2 separate regions of the Homo sapiens genome follow, and region 1 is linked to region 2. The links are chromatin loops, found by intact Hi-C in ENCODE. Cell type or tissue: endothelial cell of umbilical vein. All regions are shown on one strand. Links, peaks and the distances in the headings refer to the core of each region. The heading gives the core; the rest is flanking DNA.

Region 1 (8,686 bases), core at 2,336-7,335, 470 kb before region 2:
TAAAATGAGAAAGGGGAGGGGGAAGCAGAGACGAAGAGGGTATTACTTTTTAAAGAGAGGAATAATGAAAACTCAGCCCTTTTATGGAAAAGCAGTTCATATTCTTCCCTTGCTTCCCCACTAGCCCGCTCGCGTCATCCTATCCCCTTCCCCCACCAGCTCTGGAGGGCGCCTCACCTCGAACCAAGTCTGGTCCCTTGTAAAATGGAGCTAATGGAGCAGGCAGCCGGCGCAGCCCTGGCCTGGCTCCTTCTTTTGAAGGGATTAATTAAAGGCCATCTGGGCTCTCCCAGAATTGTGTAAATTAATTTGTTGCTCCTTAAGCCTTATAGATGTCCTTAATCCCCTTGTAGGCCAAAGGATCGTCCTCTTCCATCTTTCCACCTCCTGCTTTCCTTTTCTGTTCTTTCTCCTCCACTTTATTTTTTTTTTCATTCCCGAGTTCCCCCCCGCCCGTCGCTTCCCACCGCGTTCATTATCATTTATGGGTTACTCAATTCGCTGAAAACTGAATCCGTTTAATAGGAATATTTATCTGTCAGATGATGTTTATACCTGAGAACAGTGAGGGAGTTTTTTCCCTTAACTTTTCTCCCTTTGATTATTGTTGTTATTTCCTTTGGGTTTACATGGGGGTAGAATCATCAAAATTCAGGCGGAAACTTTAGATACAGAAGCATCTAGGTACACCCTGGGAACTGTAAGCTTTTGAAAACCCTCTCCAAAACTCTGGCGCCTACTCCCAATTCTAGAGTTGCTACGGGAGATGGAGATGTACCAGCTCCTGGACAGTGGTGGTGGGATGTCTATCTAGAGTTTAGGAGTTGAAGGGTGGCTTCCTTTACTCTCTAAATCTCTTCCATCTCTGGCTGATCTTTACGTTCCCGACAGGGTTGAACTGCGGGCTGGAGAAGGAAAACCCTTTGACAATTTTGAGAATTCAGCATGTTAAAGTAACACACCATTGGAAGGTGGTCGCTACAGCAAATTTGGATGAGATCATTAATTACAATTTTAATGAGCAGAAAACAGAAATAAACGCAATAAATGGCTCAAGAATAAAATTTGATCAGCACCACCGACGGATGGAGTTTAGCTATTGGTGTCAAAGCGCTCATTTGGGTCCAAGCACGAAAAGCCAGGAGGGCGTACTCCGCTTCGATAACCTTCGTTTACTAAGCACTAGTTTTTAAGGGTCAGCTTGAGTTTGAGTCTGAAACTGGGGGAAGGAAGGGTTATATTTGCCAGTTTTATTTCCTTCTAAGATAGAAGCAATGTTATTTGGTCCTCCTCTTCCTTTATCTTTCTTCATTAACTTCAAGACTGGTTTAAATCTATTATTTCATGGACTTTAGAATCTGACCTGGGGTAAGGTGAAGTCCTTCGTCAGCATGAATAGTGCTAAGGAGTCAAGCCAAGACTTGCTTCAGAAGAGAGCTGATGTGCGGACCTTCTGCATTTCCACGCGGGGATCCAGTGCTTGGGTCTAAACCCCAGCGCCCTGCCACCTCGGCCAGGAAGCTGCGGGAGGATGGTGGCAGGCATAGCCCGTCCTAGCCTTGAAACTGGGGGGCCTATGTCTCTGGCTTCGTTACAAACGAAACGTTTCTCGCCTTCGGACACTCCACCCTGGCGGTGGTACCCAACCTTCAGTCTCCACTCTGCGCCTGGCCCTCCAGCGACCTCCTCACATCCTCCAGGACACTGCATTCTCAAGGACTAGGTAGGAATTGGGAGGAAAAGAGGCCAGTCATCCCCAAAGATTCCAATGTTAAAGAGTGATCCCCTTTTTATCTCATGTAAATATTATGACTCGGAAGAGAGTTGAATATTTCCCTATTGAGAATGTTAGTATCTACTATTGGAGGCGGGGTTGCCAAAGAGAGACACGGGGGTGGGGGAGAGATTGAGACTGAGATTCAACTCAATCCAACTCAGGGTGAACTGTCTTGAGTAAATAGTTGCAACGCTTGGTGTAAGGATGTCTCCATCGTTCACTTTTACGTATCATTTGCATTGCCAAATTAAAATGGCAGCATTGTTCTTAATTATGACAATAAAAAATTCCGGATCCGTGTACCTTGATCCCTGGTAGTGAGGGGGTGAGCCCCGGGTGCTCGATCCCGCGTAGAGCAGCGTGTATTGCAGACGCACGCTGGGCAGCACGGGAAGGCAGGCCGGTGCCTCCTGCCAGGTGCTAGTTGTAGTGGATCTGCTGCCTGTCTACAGCTGGGAGCGGTGACAACGATGGAGCGTCCTCGGAGAGGGTGGGCTGCCCCCTGTCACTCCCGGGGGAAGATCGCCCTGCCCTCCGCTCTAACTGCGTGGTTGAAACCAGTTTCGGGACCCGAGTCCTGGTCCCGCTGACGCGGGAGGCTTGTTTCTGGTGGGGCAGTCTTAACGCATTGCCTTCAGATGCCTTTGAGAGTCAGGACTTGCTCTTTCTTGGGGATCCTCCGAAACCAGCATGCCTTCCTGCCCACGACCTAATAAAGTGGGACTTTTTCAAGTACCCCTTGGGAGTGGACGTGTAACACGTGGTCGCAAGGATCCCGGCGCATCTCTACGCAGTATATCTAATGGGGATGGGGGGGCTCTGTTTGAAAGCAAATGATTTGCATTTTAATTGAAAAATAAATGAAAGCGGTTTGGCAAATTCTGAGGTTGCAAAAAGGGTTTAAAGGGTGGCGGTGAGGAAGGTTCTGTGCTCCTCGACTTTGAGGCTGGAAACAACAGCATTTGTTTTCTGGTTACTGTTTTTAGCTTGCTGGCATTGTTGCCTAGTCTGTGCCGTCCACTTGACCTCTCTACCTGCAGTCTAACCCTTGACGCAGAAATGCCAAGCGCGTTTTGATACTTGTTTTAAGTTAAAAGAATAGCCACCAAATTCAAGGTAACTAACGGAAGGAATGCAAATGAACTCTCAGCTAAACGTACTAACATTCTGAAGGGAGGGATGATAACGGTTTTGCCCCAAATACAGTAATGTCAAATGTCGGGATACTCAAGTGTAGCAGCAGAAAGTCAATTTCTATTCTGCAGAAAAAAAGTGGGTGGGGTGGGGTCGGATGGGGAGAGGAATGAAGGGAATTATGTGTGTGTTTCAGTCCAAAAATCTCTCTAAAATGCAGTTGCTTGAAGTGTCTGGATGACTTCTTTAATAACTCCATTTCACCTGACGAATAGGGCCTGTTTGTGCTGAACCCGCGGGACAGCTGGGTTTAACTGAATGTCATAAAAGGATTGAGCTGATTGCTAGGTAGAAATACAAGGAAGAAGGAAGAATGTCCCCAAGCTTGAACCAACCTACCCTTGAGGAAGGATAGCAGGGCGAGGGGGAGAACGTGTCTGTCTTTCTTTGCTTCCTATAAACGCCGTAGAGTGGAAACTGCACCTTTGCCACAACTTCTGCTGCCCAGCACTTAAGGTAGAGATTTGGGAAGAATTGAAGCAGACAGCGTGGAAAAGCGCCGTAGGATCTTGCGTTCGGCGCTCTCCCAGTGGAGGCCAACACCAAACAAGTGGGGAAGCGACCAGTGTAAACAGCCCCATCCATTCTACCACAGAAAAGATCTCGAAGTCCAGGACCTCCCTCAGCGATATCGTCAGTGAGAGAGAGGATTACAGCTCTCCATAGAGTCGCAGAATACGTACCTGGGAGTTAAGTGCGCTCCGAAGGGTGGCTTCTGAAAGGTCCAAGAAAATGGAAAATACTAAAGTCCAGAAACATCTGCAATACCAAAACCCGAGTCCTGGAATTAGTGTAAATGCGAGAAAACACCAATGAACTACTAGAGAGAAAACTGGCCTTGAACTTTAGCAAAGCACACACCGCCAAAGATTTTATACATATACATATACAAATGAAAATCTCTTTTCATTCGAAAATTAAAATTTCCCCCGGCCCCGCGTGCGCAAGCATTTTCTTTTCAGGGAACCATTTCCTTTTAGGAAACCCACTTGGATTGAAGTACATTCTAAAATATGGAAGCGTGGAATCAAAGTGCTTATAGGAAGGTCTGTAGATTTCCAGAATTTTCTTACAGAATGAAGTGCTAATCCAGTTTGATGCACCAGATTAAAAAGTATCTGATGTGAACAGCCATGAAAAACTTATGTATGTATAAATAACGTTTTTTGAACATAATTTTTTAAACGACTCTGTAAACTTGTTCCTCTTTATATTCCGCTACAAATTGTTGCTTCTGACTTGAGTGTGCCTCAGTGTGTTCGTGGTGGTCCTTCCAGCTGCCGCCTCCTTGTGCAGCTCCTTATTCTTCAGTGAGAAAAAAAGTTATTTTATTTGCATCGCGGCTTGGCTTACAGTGCGGCCATAGGCCCGTTTGATGAAACGCTGAACAGTTATCGCCCTCTTGTGGAAAAAACTTCTTAGCGTTTCACTCTGTCTAGGAAAGACAAGGCTGCTTGGTTCTGTTGACTGCTATACCTCATTTCCTCACTGAGGCAGTCTGCCTTTGTGCAACTGCAATTACATTTGATTAATATCTGCTTAATTTTTAACTGGAATGCTAAATTCATAAACTATGGACATGGCAGCTCTTGCTTAAAGCAGAAAACCCCTTCTAAAATGAAGATTTATATTTTAAATCTTTCTCTCCTACTTCTCTTTGACTCCATTATTTGACTCCAGTATGACAGAACAAATCTCAACTGTTATTGACATTATTCTGGTTTTCTGCTTTTCCTCTCTGATTATCAAAACAGCATATTTGCTCAATACAGAACATTTGGAAAATAGAGAAAATTATAAAAAAGCACAGAGTAACCTACAATTCCACCATCAGTGGCAAACACTCTGATATTTTGGCATATTTGCTTGTTATCTGTTTTCTGGTCTTTATTTTGTACTTTGTTTTAATGATTGAGATCATATGGAGCATATAATATTGCACCTTTAAGCCCATTTTTATAACCTGCTTTATTCACTTAATTGAAGCAAGAACAGATCTGTCTTTGGAATGTCCTGAATCTAACCTCCTGTGAGGTGAAAAGGGCCCTTCCCTGAAGGGCTTGGGAATACCTCACTCTAATAAACAGTAATCTGGTTTGGAGACTACTTCAATGCCAAGATTGCTGCCCTGATTCTTCCACTTACCATTTGCCCCCTTCACATCCTCAAATACTTTGCTATTAGTTCTCAGAATTTTATGATACAAATAGAATAAAAATACCCAACACTGAGTGTTTAGTGTTCCAAGTATTTTACAGTATTAATCCAACAACTCTATGAGTTAGGAACTATAATTGTCCCCATTATAAGGAATAAAATTAAAGCACAGAGAAGTTAAGTAACTTGCCCAAGATCACACAGCTACTAAGTGGGGAAACTGGGATTTAACCTTCTGGTAGTCTGACTGCAGAATCTATTATTTAATCACTAGATTCTACCACCCCTCTGATAACTGAAAAAAAATTAATGCATATGAAAGCCGTCGGAATATTACAAATTGATAAATAAATATAAAGTGAATCCTTGCACATTCCATTCCAGAAAAGAAACTACAATTCACATTTTCTTAGACAATAAAAACATTAAAAAGATTTTAGAATTTATTGAATTCTTTTTAACGTTATTCAAAAAAGAATTTAATTCCTGAAAATAATACTATGCCCTGGTCTACACACAAGTCGAATATTTAAGTTTCAAAATAATTTTAATATTATTTTTTAAATAAATAGACTTTATTATTTAAAGCAGTTTTAAGCATTTAAATTATTTTTTGGCTGGGCATGGTGACTCACACTTCTGAGCCCAGCTCTTTGGGAGGCAACAGCAGGAGGATCACTGAGGCCAGGAGTTCAAGACCAGCCTGGGCAACATGTTAAGTCTCTATTTTTACAAATAATTTAAAAAATTAGTTGGGCTAGTGTGGTGCACACCTGTAATCCCAGCTACTCAGGAGGCTAAGGTGGAAGGATCACTTAAGCCCAGGAGTTTGAGGCTGTGATGAGCTATGATCACATGACTGCACTCCAACCTGGGCAGCAGAGCAAGACCCTGTCTCAAAAACAATTTTTAAAAAATTTTTTTAAATAAATAAATAAATGGAAAAATAGTAATCACTTTTTAACTTTACTTTTTAGTTTTAACATACAATACACACACTTCAGCTTTATATCCTTGTTCCCTGAACCTAGCAGGTTCATAGATTTCTTTCAGAGGTGGTCTAGAATGAAGCTCTAAAAAGCTGTGCAAAGACCAGGTAGCCTTCAGAACAAACCAGTCAAACTTCCTGATGTTAATCATCAATGGAAGATCAGGTCCTTGAGAAGGAAGGAGGCATTTGAAAAGAAGGCCTTACACAATTTAAAATGAGGAAATGTTTATCCCACTTCCAGTCTCCTTATTTTGGGCTTCAAGCTCCCTTTGGTACTTTGAATGGAGAGGTTAAAGGTAAGCACGATTGCGTGGAGACAAAACTTGTTGTAGGAGGAAGGAATTCCTGCAAAGAACCCCTAGTTGAGGATGAGAACATTGCATACGTTAGTTTATCTAGTTTCATGACATTCATTTTCTCACTTTGATTTTCCCTGTGCTATTAGTAAGACTTCGTTTAAATGTTCTAGTGGGATCTAGAAATTGTTCCTGGAAAGTAAGAAGAAAATCTGCCCACATTTGTACCAGAATAGTAAAGGGAGATTTGTGCCCCTTCTAGACTGTCTAGGTGGCTATGAGGGCCAGTTACTTCTGCTCTCCAAGACAGAAATGTTGTCCCACCTCAGGAAGGATTGCACTAGTGAACTACGATAAGTGGCAATTTGTATTTTTCACAGAAATGGACATTCATCTGATAAAGTTAAGAGGTTATAATATAGTGATAACAAGGACTACATTGTTTTTAGAATAGTGGTTCTAACCCTCTCAGAATTAGTGCTACCTTTTCAAAACAATATTTAGCAATGGCCCCTTTACTACCCTGAAACGATATTCATAGGTTATAGAATTTATCTACACATATAATTTTAAAAAATCAATATAGAGTGTTAACTATGACATAAAGAAGTAAAAAGAAAATAATTTATAATATAACATGTACAGTAATTCTATATGTAAATACATAGACTGTCTACACTGAAGACATAATGAAATAATCAGATATACCTATATATAGAGTCTGGTAAATGCAATAACTACAAATACAGGCTGATTAGGGAGATTTAAATTTTATGAGTGGCACTGACTCGATTGTTGATTTTCAGAAATAATGAATAACTCTTAAATGAAACAAAGTGTGTTCTTCCCTTAATGTACATTCCTGGATAATTCAGAATTTATTGAAACTATATAAAATACTTTGTGTTTATATATTAAACAGGGCAAATTCTGGGCTCAACAACAGTAAGTAGGCTTGTCACTTCTATAAATGCCCATTGTGAGATTTGGAAATTTTACTTTGGTGGGAATGTCCCATGCACTGCAGGGCATTTAGCCTCTTTGGACCCTATTATGCCAATTAATTGCCAGTGTCATTCCTAACCAATCTGACCAGCGGAAAGCACCCACAGATTTGTCAAATGCCCCCCATTGAGAATAACTGCTTAAGAACTATAGCGTTTAGGAAGTGTTTTTACATATATTAAATTTACAAAGCAATTTCAAATATAGTATCTTATTTAATCCTCCCCAAAACCTGTGAGGAGGACATTATTACTGTCATTTTAAGAATGAAAAAACTAGGGTTTTAAAGATGATGTGAGAAAACTCAGTCATTCACCGTAGCATATCCTTTTCTCCCAGACCCATCAGTCTGGAGCATAGGTAGCCCAGGTAGAATGAATGATGTCATTCAGCACATGACCCAGAAAACTCCATTACATCTAGTTTGGCTATCTAGTCTAGGACTGTGCATTATAATTGCCATTAGTCACATGTGACTATATAAATTTAAATTAATTTTAAAAAATGACAATGAAAATACAGTTTCTCAGTCACACTAGATGCATTTCAAATGCTCCATAGTTACATGTCACTAGTGGCTACCACATTGGACAGCACAGATATAGAACATTCCTGTTATTGCTGAAAATTCTATTAGACAGCACTGACAGTCTATTTCAATTTTTTGTTAAACTTTCAATTGCCTTCATATGGCCCATTCTTTCCTTCCTCTAAGCTGCTATCAATTTTACACGCACACACACACGTGCACACACACACACTATACTCAGCCCCTTCTTTGCACTTTTGTTTGTGTTGTTCTAGATCCAGAATGTCCTGTTTCTTCAACATTGAACTTATTTGCTTACATATTTGTCTCCCTTGCCAGACTATAACCTTTTTGGGAGCAGAACCATACCTTAATTCGTCTTCGCATCCCCAGTTCTCAGCTCAGTACCTGGCACACCGTCAATGCCTAACATCTACCAGTCGACACCACCCCACATGCATTTTCTTTTTGATCCTGATCTTGCATGGGTGACTGATAATGAAAGTATGTGTGCTGCATATAAAGCAGATGTAGTTACAATTAAACTTCAACTCCAGATTATAAATTAGGTTTAAATGAAAGTGTTTGGCACTTAGTAACTTCGTTTCATGTGCCCAGTACAATTGTGGAAATTTCACAGATATAGAAAGCACAGCTCTTGGCCATGAGCAGTTCTATTGCCATTGGAGAAACTAGGTGCAATATATGAAATGTCAGGATATCATTAGGCATCATTT
Region 2 (8,686 bases), core at 2,207-7,206:
TTTAGACCAAATAAGTATCCTTTAGTAAACCTAGAACTGCCAAGTGATCATCATTTTGCCCGTTTGTTCCTACTCAACCCAGCAGACAATTTGGGTCACGCTTCAGTTCTGGCAGTAAAGACAAACTGAGTCAGCAGTTAGGAGTGGACTCCCTTAAACAACAGAGTTAGAGTGGGGAAGTGGTCATAACATCGCTGTAATCACAAACTTGTTTTTCCTAACACTGCAATCTACAGAAGTTTCAGGATTTCCTCTAATAAACATAAGGCAAGTTGGATTTGCTGTTTTCTTCTTTTTGACGATTTTGCCTTTAGAGTTGGACCCATTTGTAATGATTTACTCGTCAATTACTCCAAGATAACAAAGTTGGAGGTAACATTGCTAACAAACACAGGTGATATATATGAGCACTTTGTGGGGGGGGGGTGTCACAGTTTTTCTTCTGTGGGGCACTGGCTATTAAAAAAAAAAAACACCTTGCCCTTTCAAAATAAGACTAGTGTGTTCAAAGGTTAGTCCCTTAAACAGACCAAATGTGGGCAGAAATGTTTTTAAATGTAGTTTTAGATTCTACTTCAAAATGAGTAATGTTTTGAAAGTTCAAATATAAGATTTTGTAATTATAACAATTTAAGAGTTTCAAATCTCTTTGAAAAGAATATGCCAAAACAAACCTAAAAATATATTTTAGTAAAAATACCGGTATCCTTTGGTGGGGGGCGGAGCAGAATTCTAATATTTAATCCTCACGAAGTAACCTTAATTAACTGTTAGGTTCAAGATTTCAGTTGCCATCTTTCAATGCCAATAATTTTTCCATTTGAAATCAACAACCTATACTAACATCTACAACTCTTTTAAACCCAAATAAAGTATTTGAGACAGCATTGTACAATACGTTTTGAAATAAATTATTAAAAACAAAGCACCTATGTGGGGGTGTGTGTGTGCATATGCATGTACATGTACTTTTTTTGTTCTTTCCCTTTGGCCTTTTGGTGTTTATTCTTTATTTAGATTTTGTGTTCTTCCAGTCTATTTCTAGGCAAAATACCACAAAATTCTTGACTCTTAAATATTCACTTATAAAACTGTATGTATAATAATTGGAGAAAAAAGAACGTTAGATAACATGAATATACACTGCGAAAATAGGCTGACTTCTTTTAAACATTAAGACCACCATGCATTTTTAAAGGAAGATTTTCAGTTAGAGGTTTCAGGACTCTTGTCATTGTGATTTTATTTACACTGAGGGAGGAAGAGTTACATTTTAAAATACTATAATTATATTTTTCTGTTAAAACATATATTGCAATAAAGTTCACAAATCTATCAGTATGCAAAAGCAGCCGTTTTCATATTAATGTCTTACAAACTCACAAAGGTTTTTCAGTGATAGACATAAAAATAAATGTACCAAGTTTTTTTTTTCTTTTTTACTGAAGCCACATAAACGTAAGTACTGTAATAATGGAAAAATCAGACCCTTCACATTTACTTTTTTACAGCTCTGTCATCATTACAGCCTTTAGTCTTTGTTGCTGGCTAACTGTAGTTTCACTGTCATCTTAGGAATCAAGTACGAAAAAAAAATGATCAAATCAGGTTTTCCTGCAACATGATTATTGTTTCATATGTATTCACTCTCAGATAAAGTCAAGGTCCTCTATAAAACAAAGAATTGTGTTAAAGTGGGATAAACCCTTTGTGCAGAGGCCAGATGGAAAGAGATCTAGGCATGTGCAGCAAACTCCTCTGGGAATAGAGGAGCAAGCATGAAGGGCTATTTCTAAACAGTTCTGCACTGGGAGGCTGATCTCCAACTTACAATTCATGAATAAGGTGACTGTGGAGAATGATAACCAAGAGGCTATCTGTGACAATAAGCAAACAACCCATATTTGCTTTTAACATGATTGAAAATTCTATGAACATGAATGAGTGAAACATAATTTTAAAGGAAGGAAAATGGAGATAAAAGGTTCATGAAAAATATCTAAAAGTAAGAGGAAGAAAAAATAATAGAAAACAGCAATTTTGGAAAATTGTTAAATAATACATATTAACAGTTTGCTATTTAAACAATTATTTTCTTTATGTTAACTTTTTGTTAACATGTTTGCTTTTAAGACTATACAGGAAATAATTTAAACTTGGTCAGGTAGCATTATCCCAGAGATGAGCATATGTAATTTATAGAATTTTGAGATATTTATTCCAGAACATAGAGTGCTAAATGATGCTGGGACACAAAAATCAAAAAGAATGGAAGTGTTAATTGACATATTTAAAAATTACTGAGCCACTATATTACATATTATATTAAATATACATTTCCATTTTTCCAGGCTACTAGACGCAACAATAGAATTACCATATTGTTTTTCCTGGTTTGAAAGGACCAGATGGAAAGAAACTGGGCAAGCCAATGAAAGTCTCTGGGGATCATGGGAATTGAGTGTCTATGAAAACCATATTCCAGACAAGAATATAGTCTAAGGTAAATGTTCTCATAATCTCCATTCTTTAGAAAAGACAATATTTCTGTTCTGCATCTTCCTCTTTAGGTGGACTGTCAAAAATATCAATTGAATAATGACAAGCCATATTTATCTGCACTGATTGAAATTTAGTATCATTCTTCACTCCTCAATTTATAGAACTACTTATAATTAACTGATGAGCTGTCCCTGAGACAGTGCCATTTATAGTCATTACTGCACTCTAATTGGGGAGAAATGCTTTTAGAAAGTTCTAATTAGAGATTTTTTCTGTTGTTTTTCTTATAAATACATTCAAAAGAGGTATTGGAGAGTTTGTTTTGTTTTGGGAAGAGGCATGTGTGTAGCTCGATGTATTGTTTCTCTTTATACTTAAGTAAGTAATATGTAATAAAGCTTCTTTAAACTTTAAAGAGTAACAGGCTCACAGGAGGAAACAGAATAGTATCACGTTTTGCCCTTGTTCATCATAATTATCAGCATTATAATAGAGATGGGGGATTGAAGACTTTTGTTATTAATAAATTCTATTTCTACTTAAAGTTAAAGGTCCTCTTCATTTTCAGTTCCTTTATGTTTCTCTATGGAGAGTTCAGACTTTTAAAACCAGTATATTTACAATGTTTTTACAAGATAAATACACTTCACCCTTGAACAACACAGGTTTGAAATATGCAAATCCACTTCTATGTAGATTTTCTGCCACCTTGGCCACCCCCCTGAGACATCAAGAACAACTCTTTCTCTTCCTCCCCTTCTCAGCTTATTCAACCTGAAGATGATGAGGATGAAAACCTTTATGATGATCCTTCTCCACTTAATGAATAATAAATATATTTTCTCTTCTTCATGATTTTCTTAATAGCATTTTCTTTTCTCTGCCTTTATTGTAAAGATAAGTAATACATATACAAAATATATGTGAATCAGCTTTATGTTATCAGTAAGGCTTCTGGTCAACAGTAGACTATTAGTAGTTAAGTTTTTGGGGATTCAAATATTACACACAGATTTTCAACTGCACAGCAGCCAGGGAGGGCAACAGCACTCCTAACCCTGGCGTTGTTCAAGGGTCGACTGTATAGTAGTATACACATTGAGCATATTTCACTCATTAAAAATTCTGGTGAAAAATTATTCAAATGGCTCACTATAGATCATCTAGTGCAAACTTTGTAGCAATTTGAATGAAATCCAGGTCTCCTGACTCAGTCTCAAGTCCCATAACTTCAGAGTTGACAGGGCTCATCTTAGAGGAGAGAAACTCAACCAAAGAAACTTTTAACTGTGCCATCTTCAGTTAAATATAATTTAAACTTAATTTCCAGAATTAATGTTCAGCGTTGACCTTTCTTAGAAATAAAGCTAAGGAATAAAGTAAATAAACAGGGTTTTCCTGTTTACAAAAATGAGAGCAATTGTTTGCAATTAATGTAAAAAGCAAATTTAAAGATAGCTTAAGAAAGCTCAAGTTGACTAAAAAATGTGCGATTTTTAAAAACCTAAAACAACTCCTATAACATTTATTTATGGTTCAAAAAGTATAAAGTTAACTCAAAAATACTGTGTTATTTCATGGATTAAGTTAAAAGTGAGTGTTGCAAGACTCAGGAAACAAACCTCAGTTAGCTAAATAAAGTAAAACACTGCCATCTGCTGACTAGAATGAAAAATTAGTTGGTCTTTTACCATCTGTAACCAGCGAGAGGTCTGTTAATTTATTCCATAATTCTTTAAAGTATGCTAAAAAGCACTATGCTGGGTGATACAAAATTACTCAGTCTCCTAGATGGACACCTAGGACTATATCCTATGCTACTGTATTAGTTAGGGTTCTCCAGAGAGACCAAACCAATAAAATATAGATACAGATACAGGAGAGGGGATTTATTAGAATTGGCTTATGCAATTATGAAGGCTGAGAAGTCCCACAACAGGCCATCTGCAAGCTAGAGACCCTGGGGTGCCAGTAGCGTGGCTCATTCCAAGTATGTAGGCCTGAGAACCCAGAGGGGAGCTGGTGTGAGTCCTGGTATCCAAAGGCTGGAGAGCCTGGCATTCTCATGTCCAGGGGCAGAAGAGTGTATCCCGACTTCAGGACAGAGAGACCAATTCACTTTTCCTCTGTTTTGTTCTATCTGGGCCTCCAGCTGATTGGATGATGCCCACCCACATTGAGGGTGAATCTTCCCCACTTAGTCCACTGAGACTCACGCTCCAATTGCCTCTAGAAACACCCTTACAGACACACCCCAAAATTATGCTTTATCACTTCGCTATATATTCATTAATTCAGTCAGGTCAATACCTAAAATTAATCATCACAACTAGCATGTGGTGGTGGTTGTTATCATTATTCAAACAGGTAATTCTGACCATAATTAGTAATGCAGCAATAATAGGGCTTAAATGTAAATGAGGAAATAAAGTTATTATTTGGAAATTTTGAATATAGAAAAATTTTACATTAAAACTTACTTAAGGCTGGGTGCAGTGGCTCACACCTGTAATTCCAGCACTTTCAGAGGCCAAGGCACACAGATCACTTGAGGTCAGGAGTTTGAGACGAGCCTGGCCAACATGGTGAAAACCCGTCTCTACTAAAAATACAAAAATTAGCTGGGTGTGGTGACGGGCACCTGTAATTCCAGCTGAGGCTGAGGCAGGAGAATCACATGAACCTGGGAGGCGGAGGTTGCAGCGAGCCAAGCCGAGACTGCATCATTGCACTCCAGCCTGGGCCACGGAGTGAGACTCTGTCTAAAAAAAAAGGACATTTAAATTGTATAACTACAGTAAAAATAATTTGGAAAATAAAATAATGTAAAGTTTAAGTCATGACCTAATTACTTCACTCTGCAAATATTTGAGTGATTGCTGTGCCAGAAACTAGATTGCCTGCAAGAGATATAATAAAAACCTACTGTCCACCTTTATGGAGCTCACAGTCTAGAGAAAGATATCAACCAGGAATGATAATGTCTTAAGAACTATAACAAGATGGTACAGGAGTACCTCCTGCTGCTCCAGTGGGGCACACAAATTATTATCAACACATATAAATTACAGTCTAATAAGTATTTGCTCCTGTCCTCAATTACTATAAATAATCCTTGGGCTTATTCAAGAACTGTATTTTGAGCTTTCCATCTGAGTGGAGTTTTTGTTGTATTGCTTTACTCAGAAACCTCAAAAGGTTTATAACACTTCAATTTCTCCCGTTCCCTGCATCAAATCCATTACCAATGATTGCCAATTTTACTTCCAAATAACTCTCAAACATGAACACCTCTTCCCATTTTCTCTGGCACTACCCTAGTCTCATATTTTCAACTGAGATAACCTTTTATCTAGTCTACCCACAGTCACTTGAATCTCTTCCAATCCATTGTTTCCATTTACAGATTTTCAGTGGTTCTTAGGACCTGGCATAGTTGGCCAACCATCCACCTCTCGAATGTCGACATGATCCATAATTTAATGCACTTCCTCTACTGCTATTACCCTGGCATGTTCAGTCCCTTCTCCTTGACATGCTCCCTTCGCCACATGGCCTTTGCACAATCGATTACCTGCCTCTATTCTTCATCTACTTTAACGATGTCTTCACTGAACTAAGTCACAAATCCCACCATTAAATTTTTCATAGAACCACTCAATTTTCCTTCATAGCACTAATCACAGATGCAGTTTTATAGTTTTTTATGTTATGTGGTTTATGCCTATAAATTCAGTGAGGACAATGACTGTGTTTTGGCTCTTTATTGGTCCAGTTTTGGTACTACCATTTTACATTATAAAATTATTCCACATCATGGTAGAGAAGTTTTGAATCAAGCAATTGACACCTATCATAACTTAACAAAGTACACACATTTAAGGAATGAATAAAATATGCTGGATTATTGATGATTCCAAACACATTTAATTTATATTTTTTTCCTGTTTATTTCATGTGTTATGACAAGACTAGAAAACATGTTTGTTTCCTTTAACACTGGCTACTGGACCCTGCTCTCCTAATCAGAATGTGTGCTAATTTGAGGGCACTCTATCCTCAAGGCAATGTCATATTTGAGGAGCAACTGTGAATGAAGTCAAACATTGACCTAGTTTTTTTTGAGATCTTCTCTATCACTGCAATATTTTGTGTTTCCTCTTTTGCTCTTCCTTATCTCTTGACATTTCTGCCACCATTATATAATCTTTAAAAATCAAGTTCCTTTTTTGCTGTTGTGCTTTTGAAACTTCCAGATAATGGGATGGGGTAGAGGGACACAATAACAAACAAAATAACCAAGCACAAAACCTACAGTTACTTTATTTAAAAATTTTCCTCAATAGCTTGTGTTTCTAGATAAAACCAGTCACAAACAAATAGAGTTATATTTACTTGGCTTATCACGAAATTAAATCATTCTGAATTCATAGTGAGACTCTATAAAATCAATTATATTATGTATATAATATCACTCATTTTCCTTAAAAAATTTTTTTTTAAGTAGAGACAAGATTTCGCCATGTTGTCCAGACTAGTCTGTAACTCCTGGGCTCAAGCGATCCTCCTGCCTGGACCTCCCAAAGTGCTGAGATTACAGGCATAGGCCACCACTCCCAGCCTCATTTTAAAAAAAATAAATCCAAGTTTAATTTAACGACATACTATGATGGTTAATTTTATGTGTCAGCTTACCTGGGCCATGAAATATCCAAATATTTGGTTAAACATCATTCTGGGTGTGTCTTTGAGGATGTTTCTGGATGAGATTGACATCTGACTCAGCAGACCAAGTAAAGCAGATTGCCTTCCCCAATGTAAGTGGACCTCATCCAATCTGTCCAAGGCCCAAATGGAGCTAAAAACGTGGAGTAAGGGAGAATTTACTCTCTGCCTGACTGTCTTTGACTTGGAACATCAGTCTTATCCTGCTTTCATACTTGGACTCAGACTGGAACTATATCATCAACTGCCCTGGGTCTCCTGCTTGCCAACTGCAGATCTTGGGATTTCTAAGCCTCCATAACCACCTAAGCCAATTCATTATGATAAATCTATGTATCTATGTATTATCTATATATCTATCTATCATCTATCTATGTATTATCAATCATCTATCGATCTATCTATTCTCTATCTATCTATCTATCTATCATCTATCTAATATTCTATTTCTCTGGAGAACCCAGACTAATGCACATACCATGACATTAAATACTAACTATAATTGCATGGATTTTACACAATTTAAAGATAGCTATGTTGATTAATTTTGGTTTTAAATTCCAAGTTATGCCGGGTGTGGTGGCTCACACCTGTAATCCCAACACTTTGGGAGGCCGAGGCGGGCGGATCACGAGGTCAGGAGTTCGAGACTAGCCTGACAAACATCATGAAACCCTGTCTCTACTAAAAATACAAAAATTACCTGGGCGTGGTGGTGGGTGCCTGTAATCCCAGCTACTCAGGAGGCTGAGGCAGGAGAATCGCTTGAACCCGGGAGGTGGAGGTTGCAGTGAGTGGAAATTGCATCACTGAACTCCAGCCTGGGTGACAGAGTGAGACTCCGTCTCAAAAAAAAAAAAAATTCCAAGTGATTTTATCTTGTATATCCCTCTGCCGATTTACAAAATAAGAATGAATATGTAAGTACACACAGACACATACATGCACACACACAAACACGATTCTTGGTCCTTTAAATACTTCCAAGTCTCTTCATTGTTCAGATGCGGGGAAAATCTCCCAATCTCCATTTTTTTTTCTCTGAAGTTTTTAAAGAGTGCTCAATTTATACTTCATTTCTCCACTTAAATCTCTAATACTCATTCTTCAGTTACCTGTTACTGGCTTTCAACTTTACTACTCTGTTGAAACTGCTCTTACCAAAGTCATCAGTGTTCTCCTAATTCAACATAAAGTAATATCTTCCATCTTATACTAGAAGTTCTCTGTCCTTATTTTGGCAATTATGATCCTCTTTTCCCTGATACTCTCTAGTCCCTTCTTCCTGGTTCCTCTCAAATTCTCTACCTGCCCCTTACAGATAGTGCTCTAAGGTGACACCTTCATTCTATCACTCCTTTCAGTAATTCTAATGAATTCAGTTCTTTACACTGATTACATAAATTAATATCTCCAACCCAGACCTTTCCCAACACTTTCAGTCTCATATCCAGTTGCC

Evidence for each region. Peaks named below come from ENCODE experiments on the same cell type or tissue, not always from the same donor. Only the 100,000 strongest peaks of a DNase experiment are listed, where the experiment ranks them.
Region 1: a loop joins it to region 2, with 3 times the contacts of the local background. A loop is called at or near these places in 5 of 110 quality-filtered maps.

The regions. Positions count from the first base shown.
Region 1 is chr4:84,499,667-84,508,352 of GRCh38, forward strand. No RefSeq gene overlaps it. Among named protein-coding and RNA genes, the nearest start is that of NKX6-1, 4.7 kb to the left of the region's middle. RefSeq lists silencers at 4,284-4,333, 4,414-4,463. In endothelial cell of umbilical vein, for the core only: a CTCF peak has its summit at 4,383 (motif pointing left); a DNase peak (open chromatin) is centred at 4,375; H3K27me3 peaks cover 1,932 bases.
Region 2 is chr4:84,967,374-84,976,059 of GRCh38, forward strand. It overlaps WDFY3-AS2 (WDFY3 antisense RNA 2), which reads left to right. Exons shown (of 4, transcript NR_152775.1): 2 at 2,352-2,503. Among named protein-coding and RNA genes, the nearest start is that of WDFY3, 5.0 kb to the left of the region's middle. In endothelial cell of umbilical vein, for the core only: a CTCF peak has its summit at 4,138 (motif pointing left); a DNase peak (open chromatin) is centred at 4,138.